2 separate regions of the Homo sapiens genome follow, and region 2 is linked to region 1. Evidence: chromatin loops called from intact Hi-C (ENCODE). Cell type or tissue: CD4-positive, alpha-beta T cell. All regions are shown on one strand. Each heading gives the region's core, and the rest is flanking DNA. Links, peaks and the distances in the headings are about the cores only.

Region 1 (7,749 bases), core at 1,290-5,289:
CCTCCGCCTCCTGGGTTCAAGCAATTCTCTGCCTCAGCCTCCCGAGTAGCTTGGTATAGGCTCCTGCCACCATGCCTAGCTATTTTTTTTTCTGTATTTTTAGTAGAGACGGGGTTTCACCATGATGTCCAGGCTGGTCTTGAACTCCTGACCTCGTGATCCACCTGCCTTGGACTCCCAAAGTGCCGGGATTACAGGCATGAGCCACCACACCTGGCCCCCTCTTCTTTTTTCTATAAGCCACTCATTTCCTTCCCTCTTGTCTCTCCTGACAGGGTATAATGTTTTGTTACTATTTTCTAACTGTCCTAAAAATTCTTCCAGAGAGGCATGGTGTTGATGAAAATGCCTTGACTGTTGGGCTACTTTCAAGATAAGCCTCTGCCGCTTTATAGCAGGGTGAGTTATGTTACTTCTCTGGGCTCCAGGCTCCTTAATGGTTTGTTCATTCAAGAGGTTGGAGATAACTCTGGAGTTCCCTTTTCAGCTCCATCATTCTGTAAATCTATGAGCTCTTTTTCTAAGACACAAATCTGGCAGAGAGAGACAAGATAGGAGGACAGAAAGATGATGAAGATGTGAGGGTAGAGATGGAGAGGGCAAAAAAGAAAAACGAATAACTTTCTTCCTGCAACTTGGCCAAACAGTGACATGGTCTCTGGGGCCAGGCCAGTCCCCTCCCAAGGTCATCTTTCTTTCCTCACTCCTGGCTTCATGGTTAGGCACCCCAACTGGCCTTGCCTTGTCCTCTGCTGCTGTGTACCCCCTATCTTCTCTGTTCCCCCAATTAATATATATTAGTTTCATGCTCTAGATATGGTCATTGAGCCTCCCAAGACAGCACTATAAACCAATTTATGCCAATGAACCAATAAGGAAACCAAGAGAGGTCCCTTCTTGCCAAGGTAAATATATTCATTTAATAAGGGCTTTGTAGATACAATGCACTCATTTTCATTGTATAACCTAGAGGAAGGATACTAATGTTAGGAGGTTTATGTCCGAGAAGTGAAGAAACACCGTGGCAGGCTGTATGAGGAGTCTCTTAAGTGCACGAGCTGGTGCATTTGAGATCTTCTTCATATGATACACTTACCGAGACTATGATACCTGAATTTTATTGCATTAAGTCTCAATTTAAAAATTTTATTCTGCTGCTTGCCAAAACCTCCTCATACTTACTGGAACACATATGCCAATTTTGGCTCAGAAAATGTGGTCTCTGTGCATATTGATGGATATCATTTTCAGCACATGTACTCTCTTGATACCTTGGGTATATCTTACCTTACAGTAATTAGCATATATGTCATTTCAAAAAGCAAAAGTTTCATCCTGGACTTAGGGAAAGGTTAAATGAGGAGAGAAACTACTAAAGAGGAAGAGAAACATTAAAAAAAGAGAGAAGTAGCGTAGAGTGAAAAGGAGTGGGAAAAGATGGGCCAATGATGAACCGAAGATGAAGAAAAAAATGAGAAGTGTACCGTGAAAGTATAAAACCCTTAAAAGACACGATTTTATGCTAAAAAAAATTCATTCAAAATTTCGTCCCAAGCCAGAAGTAAGAGTAAAATGTAAACTTTGCGACATAGTGCCCCCTGGCATACCTAATTGCAACCTCATTATGTGTCTTCAGATCTCTAGTGTATTTTGTTTTCTTTTTGTTTGTTTTTGTTTTTGAGATGGAGTCTCACTCTGTCGCCCAGGCTAGAGTGCAATGGCACAATCTCGCCTCATTGCAACCTCTGCCTCCTGGGTTCAAACAATTCTCCTGCCTCAGCCTCCTAAGTTGCTGGGATTACAGGCACCTGCCACCACGCCCGGCTAATTTTGGTATTTTTAGTAGAGATGGGGTTTTGCCATGTTGGCCAGGCTGGTCTCAAAATCCTGACCTCAAGTGATCCACCTGCCTTAGCCTCCCAAAGTGCTGGGATTACAGGCATGAGCCACTGCACCCGGCCTCTAATGTATTTTGATATACTCAAAATATACTCATATTTAACAACAAACACAAATTAATTATAGTTCAGAAGGGACAGAGTTAGGCTTTCAATTCAAGTTGTAATAAATCATATTAGTGATTATTTTTATGTTTCTAATATATCAATTAAGCTCATTGGATTCCAGCTAATTAAGTTACAAAGATAAGGGACTCATACCCTAAGGATGGAATGAGCTCTAGCTTTTAAATAATTATCCCTCTGAGATTGAGGCTTTTCAGTTTCCTATGTTATGCCAGTAGATTCAGTTCACAGTCATTTGTAGGAAAAGCAAAAGGCATTTAGAGAGTTCTGAGACTGTCAGTCCTCATCGGACACTGGGTATGAGCACTGTGACTTTGAGACTCAGGGCCGTGCACCTGTGGGAACTGGACCACACACACACACACACACACACACACACACACACACACACACACACACACACACACACACTTTGAAAAGAAGCCCAGCCACAGCTGAGAGCTATGCTATCCCCCTTATCACTGTCATCTAAAACCCTCTTCCAGTGAGGGAGGAGGACTGTAAACTCCAGGTATATTTAGGAGCCAATTGATGTTTAACCCCTAAGAAGAAAGGCTTTGGAAGACAGAGCAAGCAAACAGAGATTCTAACTTTACAAACTGCAGAAGTTACCAAGTTTAAGGTAAGGAGAAAGATCAAATAAATGAGGTCAGGGTCAAAATCCCTCAGAGCCAGGATTTGGGTATGAGGAGATGAAAGGGAAGAGAGGGCAGAACATCTTGTTTTGAGGACCCAAATCAGCAAGGCTGGTGAACTAGGGTGGAGGGTGTGCACCTGCAGAGGTGGATTGAGGGAATCTTCAAAAGCTGGATACATCTACCCGTGTGGCCTTTCAAGTCAAACTTGGGTACAGAGATAACCACTTCCCCTACTCTACTCTACCACAACTAATTAAAAGTAATTAGCCCACTTCCTTGTTAAACCCTGAGAATGTCTACCCAGAAATCTGTTTGAAGTGTTTTTTTTTTTTTTTGACAGAGTTTTGCTCTTGTTGCTCAGGCTGGAGTGCAATGGCACGATCTTGGCTCACCACAACTTCTACCTCCTGGGTTCAAGCGATTCTCCTGCCTCAGCCTCCCGAGTAGCTGGGATTACAGGCATGTGCCACCATGCCTGGCGAATTTTTTGTATTTTTAATAGAGATGGGGTTTCTCCATGTTGGTCAGGCTGGTCTCGAACTCCTGACCTTAGGTGATCCACTCACCTTGGCCTCCCAAAGTGCTGGGATTACAGGTGTGAGCCACCGTGCCTGACCAGGATACGTGTCTGGCCGGGAATCTGTATTTTTAGTGATTAATCTCAGGTGATTCTTAAGCATACTCAAGCTTGAGAATTTGCTGTTAGAACGGCTCCTGACGTTTTCCGAGGGGATTAAAGGAGATAGGGTCTAATAGGCTGAGTCTGACTTGGCAGGTCCTATTTTGACGTGGACTTGGACTTTACTGTCACTCACTTCTTGACTGAGGACCTACCATGAAACCAGATTATGACAGTTAGGTGGTAGATTTGACTCTGAGTTTCTTGGTGATCAAGATAAGCAGTTAGATTTTCATACAGAATTCTCATTGTCCTGGAGGAAAAGACAAACAAACCATACCAGTGTCTTAGGAGAGGCAAAGCCGGTCACCAGCCCTTAACTCTAAAGGAATTTTCTTCCTGACAGATGTGGCAAACACATCCTCAAGAACATTCCCGTAGCAAATGCAGTCCTGGATGATTAGTGAGGTAAATGATAATTTGCAAAGGCTACAGTTTTAAAAATTAGTCAGACCTGGGCAGGTGTGGTGGCTCACGCCTGTAATCCCAGCACTTTGGGAGGCCAAGGTGGGCGGATCACGAGGTCAGGAGTTTGAGACCAGCCTGGCCAACATGGCAAAACCCTCATCTCTACTAAAAATACAAAAATTAGCCAGGCGTGGTGGGAGGAGCCTGTAATCCCAGCTACTTGAGAGGCCGAGGCAGGAGAATTGCTTCAACCTGGGAGGTGGAGATTGCAGTGAGCCGAGATCATGCCATTGCACTCCAGCCTGGGTGACAAAGCAAGACTATGTCACAGAAAAAAAAAAAAAAAATTAGTCAGACCTGAGTTTGAATCCCAATGTAAATTGCTTTTACTACTTGGGTAATCTCCAGCAAGTTATCCTTCCGCAACCCATAACATTCATTATCTAAAAAATTATGTCAGTAATACATTGCCATCATAAATGGTTCTAGAAATATATGACTATAGGATGAAATACAAACCTCTCCTCCTCCCACTCTTACCTTCCCCTGCTTCCCCCATGCCTCCTCCCCTTGCCTGAGATAACCACTGTTAACAGTTGAGCTACATCCTTTCCAGCTTTTAGAGCATATTTTTGTTTACATGTATACATTATCATGAAAGTTGCTTCTTTTGCTGAACAGTATATCTTGGAGGTAAGTGTGGATGTATCTCATTCCTTTTTAATATGGCTTAATATCCCATAATGTGGGTATATTTTAATTTATTTATCCATATCCTCTTATGATGACTCAGATTTGTCACACTTTCTTCCTTCCTTCTTTCCTATTCCTTTGCTAATACAGGGTTTTGCTTTCTTGCCCAGGCTGGAGTACAGTGGCGCCACCCTAGCTCACTGCAGCCTTGAACTCCTGAGCTCAAGCAATCCTTCGGCCTCAGCCTCCCAGGTAGGTGAGGGTAGCTGAGGGACCACAGGCGTGAGCCACTGTACCCAGCAGTAAACATTTCTTTAGGATAGATTCTAAAGAATGAATTGGGTCAGAGGATATGCATGTTTTAAATTTGGATTGATACTGCCTAGCTGCCCTTTCAAATAGCTTTTTAAATTTATATTTGGGCAAGTTATTTATTTTCTGTGACCCTTTGTTTCCTCAAGTATACAAATTCAATGTAGTCAAACCTACTGCATGGGATTGGTGATATGATTAAATGAGAAAAACAGTGTAACAACGCTGCTTGGAATGTGGGCGGTTTTTTTTTTTGAGACGGAGTTTCACTCTTGTCGCCCAGGCTGCAGTGCAGTGGCACGATCTCAGCTCACTGCAACTTCCATCTCCTGGGTTCAAGTGATTCTCCTGCCTCAGCCCCCCGAGTAGCTGAGATTACAGGTGCCCGGCACCATGCCCAGCTAATTTTTTGTATTTTTGGTAAAAGACAGGGTTTTGCCATGTTGGTCAGGCTGGTCTCGAACTCCTGACCTCAGGTGATCCACCCGCCTTGGCCTCCCAAAGTGCTGGGATAACAGGCGTGAGCCACCACGCCCAGCCAGAATGTGGGTGGTTCTTATCATCCTTACGCCTTAGAATCAGATAGAAGAAATCTATTTTCCTATAACCTTTAGTCTGTTTGGGGAGATTGAGGAAGATCACAACTCTCCTTGTGGGATGTCTTCATACTAGGTACATTTCAGAGGCTAAACATTCTTGGAGGTTACTAAACAAAATGATCCAACACATAGAAGGTAGCGAGAAAGATGGTGGTGTGAATTTTATTGTTAGGCTAGGGGTTCACTTAACAAGCCTGTGTAAGGATCACCTGACTCTCTTGGAGAATACAATTTAACTTCCTATTGGCTAATGAATAGGGCCCAGGCATTTTTGCAACAAAAGTTAGATGTTAATATGTAGTAAATTGTTACAATAAAAATTATTTTTGTCTAATAATAATGCCAATTATTTCTGTTCATTAGAGAAAAAACCCTAAAGATTATAGTTTATTGCTCTGTAGAACAATGATGAGTTTTAGTATTTAATAATTTTATTCTAGCCTTCTCTTTGATGGGAAATATGTACATTCGTTTCTTGCATCTGCCTTTGAATCATTTTGTCATTCTGTTTGTTCCCTCATTAGCGAGCTGAAAATAACCTTGACATATGCTCTTATGTATATGTGTTGTTTTAACATTTTGAAAATTCTACTTTTAACAGTACTCAAGATCAGACCATGCTACTGCTTTCACTCCCTGCAGATGGTCATATTTTTGAGGCCTTCATTCATTTAATTGTCTTTTTTGTGTTATCTCTAAATTCTCCATGGCTCTGGACAGTAATTAAACATAAAGGAGAGAAGTTCTCCCGCCAGCTGTCCTGCGTCACTCCTTCAGTTCTCAGCTTAGATTTCCTGTCCTTGGGAAGCTGTCATCATCCTTCTATCTTTACACCCCATGATTTACCCCTTGCAGTGTACTTATTACACTGTATTGGAATCGCTTCTTTTCTCTTTCTCTGTGAATTTCTTGAGAGCACAGACTACATTCTGCTTAACTTTTTATCCCCAGCTTTCAGCACAGTGCCTGGCTGTAAGTACTCAATAAATATTTTGAATGAATACTTTATGGGCTAAATGTTACATCAGTCTTATTTTGTGTGTTCAAGGGTGCTAAATAATAGTCACATATAATTTATTGTTCTAACAATAGCAATGGCAATCTTTAGCTTGTGTGCTCCTTGTAGACCTTCCTTTTGGGGATTGTAGTGGTGGTGCATTTTTGCATAACCAAGTCTTCATCTTATATTAGTTGTTTTGGTCCCTTCCATAATATTTTCAGAATACTGCTCCTTTAAGACTGGTGAAAGCCTGCTGGTGGAGGAAGAGGTCCTGCCACTGAACAAAGTGTCTGTGTAGATTTAGCTACACCCATTTGATGTGCTTCTTAGTCTCGTTTAACTTGCCGATTCATATATCCCTGTCTCATTTGTTCTTAGATTTGTCACGAAGCCTCTGGTTTTTGGCTTGTCCTGGTTTGAACTTGGTGTATCTGGCTCTTGACTCATTTTCTGACCTCAGACCATCCTTAAATCTGCTTTTCTACTTTGTACCAGGCTTTGGCGTCTCCAAGTACCTGACCTCAGCTCAACCTGTCTTGGGTTTTCTTCTCCTCCCTGACATTGACAACCCAGCCCTCCTAGGCACAGAGAGATGGAGCTGAGTGTGGTTTTCCTGAAATAAAGCTTGCATTATGAGAGGGAATAAACAGGTACATAGTGTTTTAGACGGCAGCATTTTAACTTCATGTAGGCATTGTTTTCATGACAATTTTCTTTTGTTTCTCCTTTTGTTATGAAATATGCATTTCGCCAATATTAAATGGAATATTCCAGAAGAAAAAAATAGTAAGTAAAATCTTGCTTGCCTCTCAGTAAAATAAAGCTCTATTTTTCGTTTTTTTTTTTTCCAACTTCCTGTACAAAAAAGGGAAAACTTTAGCTTTTGGGGGAAATTTGGAGCTAGCCTGTTGGTACTGTTGAGCTTAGTGTATCTATAACTATATATTATTCCACAATATCTTAAATACTTTATAAAGATATTTTCATAAATTACAGCAATCCTGGCTTTAGATGATTGATGGCCATTTTTAAACAATTAAAGCTAATTTCTAGCTTTTTATGAGTTTGGTATTAAGCACAGTAGTTTCTTAGAAAGTCTCCAGGGAATGCATTTTGCAAAATAAAAATCAGCTAATGACCCAGGAAAGCCTCTTCATGCTTGTTTACAACTTTTTAAAGTGGCTCTTTTCAAACGTCAGGGTTTTTTTTTTCTCAGTCACTAGATGAAAAATTATAGAAACCATCACATCCAGTCAATTGGTTGCTGTAATTCCAAAAGATTTAGACAAAGTGAAGAAAGCTTACCCACTGGAGGGCATGTAATGTCACCGGCATGTGACGAGATGTGCATATTTGTGGTGGACCGGGTGCTTGATGTGAGAAGTGCTGGCAATGA
Region 2 (7,749 bases), core at 1,804-5,803, 140 kb before region 1:
TTTAATAATTCATAGAGGCGGCTGAGTGTCAGCAGCAACTCCCAAAATTAAACACGGAAAAGAAGCCTTCAAAAGATAACAGAAAAATAAGGATTAAAAAAATACTATTTTTGATAATGCTATCAAAAATAATCATTAAGCACAATAAAGTCAAAACAAGAGAAGCTTTCTGCATTCAGATGTAAGAACCAATGTGTTTTAGAAACTTTTCTTCTCGGCCGCACGTGACGACTCACGCCTGTAATCTCAGCACTTTGGGAGGCCAAGGCGGGCGAATCACCTGAGGTCCGGAGTTTGAGACCAGCCTGGCCAACACAGCGAAACCCTGTCTCTACTAAAAATACAAAAATTAGCCGGGAATGGTGGCGAGCGGCTGTAATCCCAGCTACTTGGGAGGCTGAGGCAGGAGAATCACTTGAACCCAGGAAGCGGAGGTTGCAGTGAGCCGAGATGGCACAACTGCACTCCAGCCTGGGCAAGAGAGCAAGACGCCTTCTCAAAAAAAAAAAAAAAAAAAAAAAAGAGCTTTTCTTCTCTATTGTTCTCCCAGTTACAACTGAAGTTCACAACAGGAGCAAAACTGAAGGCAACTCATTTGTGTCTTAAAAACGCAATTATTTCCAATGTGAAATTATCACCTGAATTACAGATGACCTGAATTACAGATGACCTAGCAGGAATATTCTATGTAGCCCTGGGGAAGCGGAGGGGTGTAGAGAAATGCTATAAACTGCAGGGCCTCTCCAGAGTACAGCCCTGTGGTCTTCAGCCAGAGGCTACTATCCAGATCAAAGTTCCTGTAAGGCACAACCTGTGGACTGTGAGTGGCAAAGTAACAGCTTCCAGGAGCCTTTTGTTTCTAGGGAAGCAGCTTCTTCTAGTGAGTGCAAGGAATTTAACAGTGAGAAGGCATAAAAGGAAAAAAAAAATAACATTATTAACGCCTAAAAAGTGCGAGGGAAAAACTTACGGAGGTATTTACTAAACAAAGATGTCTGTGAACTATCTACTTCAAAAAGACAAAACATGGTTCTCAGAGTTCTAATGAAAATGGTACCATTTAGATTTGGAAGTAGAGACGCATAACATATGCTTGCAGTTCGCATGTGGAAATAATCAGCCTGACTGATTTTCAATGAAATCTCACTTACATTTAAAGCAGCTTCTCCACACTTTTCAATGGCTGCAAGACCCTGATTATGAATGTGTGTCTCCAACAGTTTTTTCAATTCTCCTAGGCCATCCTGGATTCTAGATACAAGATTATACATGCGTCCCAAATCTGAAAGAGGAAGAAACCCCTTTTATGCACTGAAAAAAATTTTGCATATCCATTCTACTAATTATGTATTTATACTGAGATGAAAAATACTCTGCAAAAGATAACCATGTTTTTAGACTTTAATAATCAATAGCATTTAATTATAACCAAATATTCTCTATTTGGTATATGTATATTTTGCTAAAAGTAACAATGAAATTGTTACTATTTACTATAAATTTACTATTGTAAATTTATTTTCCCCCTTACTGTGAGAAACCACTAACTTAAGACTAAGCAAAAAAAAAAAATTATCAGAAACAACTCTAATGCTTCCTAAAATTCTCAAGATTGAAATAGTATTTATGCCTGACACATAATAGGCACTCAAATATTTGTTTAAAAATAATGAATACATTTAAGGAGAATATGGATTTCTATCTCAATTATAAAAACAAATGAGTTGAGAAAAGGTCTCCCAAATTGATTTAAGACGTGTATACAGCATGTGGTTACTTTAGGAGGACCATAGAAGAAAAATCCAAACTTCAATCTTTTATTGAGCTCCTAACATGCCCCAGTAAAACATGGGAGTGGTTAAGGGAAATATAAGATGACAGTCTCCTCATCTCAGAGAATTTTCAAAGGAAGAACAGTCAAGAAAAAACTTGGGGTAGCATCATTTAATGCTAAAGTGTATGGAGCAAGTCATATTCTAAATACACTCTTCCCCCTAAGTCAAACCAAAATGCTCTGCAGAAGTCTGAAATTGGCACATAACGATGTACAAACACATGCATCTTTTTAAAACTGACATGGGCAAGTAATGCCGTTGACTCGAGAGTCTAGAATCAAAAGCAATATCAAAACTACAGATAATTATAAATACCTACATTTTATGAGTCTTGTGGCTCACCTTCATTTTTGTCAGCATCCAATAAATTCTGAAATTCTGTGTGGAAAATTTCCAAGTGTTTTTCAATGAGGACTTGTTCACATTTCCTTGCTAATTCATCTTGTGTGCTTTCATGAAGGTAAACCTGAACTCTTCGTTGTTCCTCAAGCAGACGAGCCTCTGCCTGGAGAAAATTAATTCAAGTGAATGGTTTTGATTCATTGGTAAAGAACTGTTACAATTCTTTAATATGTAAATTAAAGGAAACTGAAAAATGGCAAATTAAATTCACATGCCAGCTCTAATAAAATGCGATTAAGAAAATAAGGGAGGGCTGGGCATGATGGCTCAGCCACTTTGGGTGGCTGAAGCAGGAGGATTGCTCGAGGCCAGGATTTTGAGACCAGCCTGGGCAACACAGTGCGACCCTGTCTCTAAAAAAAAAATTAGCCAGGTGTGGCACGCGCCTGTAGTCCTTCCTAGCTACTCAGGAGGCTGAGGCGGGAGGATGGCTTGAGCCTAGGAGTTAAAGGACATAGTAAGCTATGATTGTGCCACTGCATTTCAGCCTGGGCAACAGAGCAAGACTCCGTTTCTCAAAAAACAGAAAGAAAAAGGAAAAAGTTCTTTGATTTTACGGTAAACAACAACCATATTTAAACAGCCACTGATGTCTGCCATTTTCTCTGTAATACGTATTTCCATTTCAAACTTCCTTTTTAAGTGCCCTAACAACATCATCGTTATTAACAGTTAACATGTCTTTACATCATTTTGATCCCTCAGAGAATGGTATTTTATCTTTTTGAGGTAATGTCTCTGCCACTCTAAGAAATGAATGCATCTTCTGTGCAGATACTAAGATGTGGTACTTTAGATTAAAAACTACTTGAAGCCAAGAGTCACACAAATATAAGCCCTGAAGTGATTACATGGAAATCATCATCAGAAATCAGACTGTTCAAAAATTTAGAGAGAAACTATTAAATTATCAAAGCAAGGAAGAAATTTCAATAAATTATTCAGGTGATCTGAGTAAAGAGAATTATATTTTGCATTATAAAAATGCCAATACTCTCCAAAATGATTTTTGTTTTAAATATATTTTTTTCAGAGACAGGATCTTGGCTCTGTCTCCCAGGCTGAAGTGCAGTGGCACAATCATAGCTCACTGCAGCCTCAAACTCCTGGGCTCAAGTGATCCTCCTGCCTCAGCCTCCCTGTGCAGCTGGGACTACAGGTGCATGCCGCCATACCCGGCTAACTTTTTAATTTTTTCTAGAGACAAGGTCTCACTATGTTGCTCAGGCTGGTCTCAAACTCCTGGCTTCAAGCAATTCTCCTGCCTCGGCTTCCCAAAGTTCTGGGATTATAGGCTGTCCAGCTACCGTGCCTTGCCCAGATTTTCAAATTTGGTATAATTTTGGAGAAATCTGGAAAAATTCAACTGGTAATGAATCAATACTCAAGAGCCAAGAAAAAATAAAATGAAAAAATGATTAGGCGGGACTTGTACTATCAAGAACTAATAATAATGGGACAACTGTTTAAACCACGTAAGTCAGAACCTTATTACACGTTCTAAATAGCTAAATGTGAAAAATAAACTTGGAAAATATCTGCAGTATGTATCAAAAGGTCAATATTCTTAATACATAATGATCTCCAGCAAAGCAGTGAGTACAACCAAATAAAAACACAAGGAAGAAAAGACAACTCATAAATGAAGAAATAGAAAAAAGCTTGAAGTTAATACATTTCCAATAAGAGGCAGTTATTATATGTTCAGTTAATGAACTATGATTACCCACTAAAATAAACACCAACTACTAATAACAAATCATTAGTGAACAAGTTACGAAAAACCTATACCATGATTCCAATGTGGTTTATATAATCAGCAACAGTGCCCCAGGCTTGTAGGTTTATGTTATTTGTATTTTCCAAAAAGTCTACAGTTAATGTGTAATTTTGTTTTTCTGATTATAAAGATATTTTAAAACAATAAATGCTGCTTTATATCTAATGTTCCACTAAGACTGATAACTCAAGAACCTAAAGCTGGTGGAATATAGAACATGCAAACCAAACAGCACCACTTTTTCTGTTTTAAGTTATAACTCTTTCTTGGAAGAACATAATCATCTCAGGCAGCAAAACATAGTTTTACCCCTTCCGAGATGAAAGATTAGGCTTTGATGCCATTCCTGATTCATCCTCTGAGAGGCACGGCTCTCCACCTCTTAGTCTACAGACCCTTCCTGCAGGGGCTGAGGGGGCAGGAAGAGTGAACAGGTGCCTAGGTGATTACAGAAACATTCATGGCCAAGGGGCCTCAACACTAGCTTATTTTATATATTGGCAAGGAAACCAAGGTCGTAGGTATTGTCATCAGGTTTCAGAAAGGACAGCCATTTAGGTTCTCTAATGATTCCAAGTCAAATAGGCTCCTGATCATCACTGTACTTGGCAGACTGTTGTATTAGAACACCAAGGTCAAATTCAAATGACTAAATAAAAGTATGCAATTAAAGATGGTCTTTATTAATTCACTAGGATCGGTTCTCAGTAAAAACAAAAGGAAAATAAAAACCAAAAAAGACAAGCAAATTAATGAAGTATGGTATATTTTTAAAGTTTTTAAAAAATGACATTAGAAACCTACAGTAGTCATACAGAGTTTCTGTAGCTCAGATCAGTCTCAATCGCATGAGACAGTCAAATCTTTTAGAAACACTAACATGGTTCACTCTTCAAAGCCATCCTTGGAAAGACAAGCCAAATATTCTTAGATGTTTCCTGTAAAACACTCCTAATAGAGAAAAGTGAACACAGACCCAGGGAATTTGAACTGCTCTCAACTGGCTAGAATTTGCAGAGTATTTCTTGAAGGGTCATGTTTTATCTCATAGTTGTTCTATTTCCTGATAGAATGTTTGTTGTAATGTAAACACAATTGCTCCCTAAGTTATTGAGTAAGATTTGCCACCCTTTATCCTGTGGTTTTGCATCCTCCCAGGCATACACTGGAGGTTTTGTGGGATGTATATTTGTAATACCAAATACATTAGCTTTGCTCTTTGCCACACACCAATCTAAGCACCTTTTAACAAATAAATACCTCATGTTAAAATTTGTAAATACTAAAGCTCACTTAATCCTCATTATTACCTATTATTATTATTCACATTTTACAGATAAGGAATTTGAGGAACAGAAGCATTAAGGTCATCCCCCTAATAAATGGTGGGGTGGGGATTTAAAAATAGACTCATAGCTCAGTTTGAGATGCAAGGCTATAGGATGAGAGCAGAATTACATGGTCAAATTCCAGTTTTATGCTTATAGACTCTCTGCATTATCATCTTTCAGAATATGATGGAAGTCGTGTTTGGTGTGATCCAAGTGGATCCGGGCCAAACCTTTAACTCTTCTAGAAATGAATCCCCTCTATGGGAACCAGGATGTAGGAAGCACACTGCTTCCTTGAAGGCGGGCCTCATGCTGGATTGAAAACATCGAGGCCATTGGAAATTCTTGCTCCTCAACCGTCTTTGGTGTCAGGCCTGGTTTTATTTTTATTTTTATTTTTTTTTTTGAGACAGAGTCTCACTCTGTTGCCCAGGCTGGAGTGCAATGGCGCGATCTCGGCTCACTGCAACCTCCGCCTCCCAGGTTCAAGTGATTCTCCTGCCTCAGCTTCCCAAGTAGCTGGGATAACAGGCGTCCGCCACCACACTTGGCTAATTTTTGTATTTTTATTAGAGAGAGGGTTTCACCATGCTGGCCAGGCTGGTCTCGAACTCCCGACCTCAGGCAATCTGCCCACCTCGGCCTCCCAAAGTGCTAGGATCACAGGCGTGAGCCACCGCGCCCGGCCTAGGCCTGGTTTTAAAAACAGATTTACCTGTTCTGGGAGTGCTTCAGTAGCTCTGCCCTAGAACACTGGTTTCCTTGCCCTAGAGCACTACTACTTCATCAGTGTGGACAAAGGAGATGACCACAATCCTCTAATAAACCCATAAAAAGAACAGGCTCGCGCCACTGTCGTGGATGTGCATCTGGATAAGAGGTCTTTGGGATATATAGTTTTAAAAGAATCACCATATACAGCAGAGTTTCATAAGAGAAGTGTTTAGGAATACAACACTGTCATATTAAACAATGAAATAACAGGCAATGTTAACGTTTAAAACAGACTGTTTCAAAAGTTCATTTGTTAGGCAGTTGTTTGAAACTCTGGGTGAGCTGGTTAGGTTCCAGATTGGCATAGGAAAGTCAATTTAGCCCACCATTATACACAAGGAACCATTAATATTCCAAGTATAATACCCCGAATAGTTCCATTTTTGTTAGATTTTGAGATAGCAGAGATTTGTCAAGGACTTTCAACTTCAAACTTCTAAGCCCATTTATAACCACTATCTCCTATAGGAAAATGCATTCAGGTCACCACAAACAAACCGGATAGGACTTTCTCTATGAGGTTAGAGCAGAGCTGTTGCTTTTAATTGACTTTCTATCTCAGCATACGGAAAAGAGATTCCGCAGTCCATTCATACTCCAAGTGAACAGGGAATACAGGGCAAGCAGGTGTCAGGCTTGGAAAGATCCAGACTCCTGGAGATCTCCTAGTACAAGGATCCTCAATCGCTGGCTGTGGGCCAGTATGGGTCTGTGGCCTGTTAGGAACTGGGCCGCACAACAGGAGGTGACCAGCATATGAGTGAGCATTACTACCTGAGCTCCGCCTCCTGTCAGATCAGGGACGGCATTAGATTCTCATAGGAGCTCGAACCCTACTGTGAACTACACACGTGAGGGATCTATGTTGCACGCTCCTTTGATCTGAGGTGGAACAGTTTCGTCCCAAAACCATCCCCCTTCTTCCCCCAGCCACCGTCTGTGATGCCAAAAGGGTTGGGGACCATTGTCCTAGTACAGCTAGGTCAAGGGTCAGCAAACTGTAGCCTGTAGGCCAAATTCTGCCTGCCTGCCTTTTTCTGTAAATAAAGTTTTATTGGAACCCGGCCACACTCAGTTGTGTACATATCCCACTGGCTGCTTTGTGCTGCAATGGCAGAGTTGAACAGCTGCAAAAGAGATCACATAGCTCACAAAGCCTAAAGTATTTCCTTTCTAGCCCTTTACAAGATAAGTTTGCTGACTCCAGACCTAGGTCATTCCTTAGAGTCTAAATCCAGGATATCCATATTTCTTTTTCTTTTTCTTTTGAGACAGAGTCTCACTCTGTCACCCAGGCTGGAGGGCAGTGGCACAATCTCGGCTCACTGCAACCTCCGCCTCCCAGGTTCAAGCGATTCTCCTGCTTCAGCCTCCTGAATAGCTGGGATTACAGGCACGTGCCACCATGCCCAGATAAATTTTTTTGTATTTTTAGTAGAAACGGGGTTTCACCATGTTGGTCAGGCTGGTCTCAAACTCCTGACTTCAGGTGATCCACCCACCTTGGCCTCCCAAAGTGCTGGGATTACAGGCATGAGCCACCACGCCCAGCCAGGATATCTATATTTCTAAGAAAGAGAACAAAGAGTAATTCTACTAGATCTTTATTATCAGCGGGCCATGGTTA

Evidence for each region. Peaks named below come from ENCODE experiments on the same cell type or tissue, not always from the same donor. Only the 100,000 strongest peaks of a DNase experiment are listed, where the experiment ranks them.
Region 2: it touches region 1 in a loop (2.2-fold over the local background); 1 of 110 quality-filtered maps calls a loop at or near these places.

What each region holds. Positions count from the first base shown.
Region 1 is chr7:148,623,935-148,631,683 of GRCh38, reverse strand. It overlaps LOC105375557 (a long non-coding RNA gene), which reads left to right and starts at 6,244. Exons shown (of 3, transcript XR_001745397.2): 1 at 6,244-6,325; 2 at 6,849-7,003; 3 at 7,128-7,344. In CD4-positive, alpha-beta T cell, for the core only: no CTCF peak of the experiment used is centred there; a DNase peak (open chromatin) is centred at 2,873.
Region 2 is chr7:148,761,152-148,768,900 of GRCh38, reverse strand. It overlaps CUL1 (cullin 1), which reads right to left. Exons shown (of 22, transcript NM_003592.3): 8 at 2,178-2,340; 9 at 1,152-1,282. Among named protein-coding and RNA genes, the nearest start is that of CUL1, 66 kb to the right of the region's middle. In CD4-positive, alpha-beta T cell, for the core only: no CTCF peak of the experiment used is centred there; no DNase peak of the experiment used is centred there.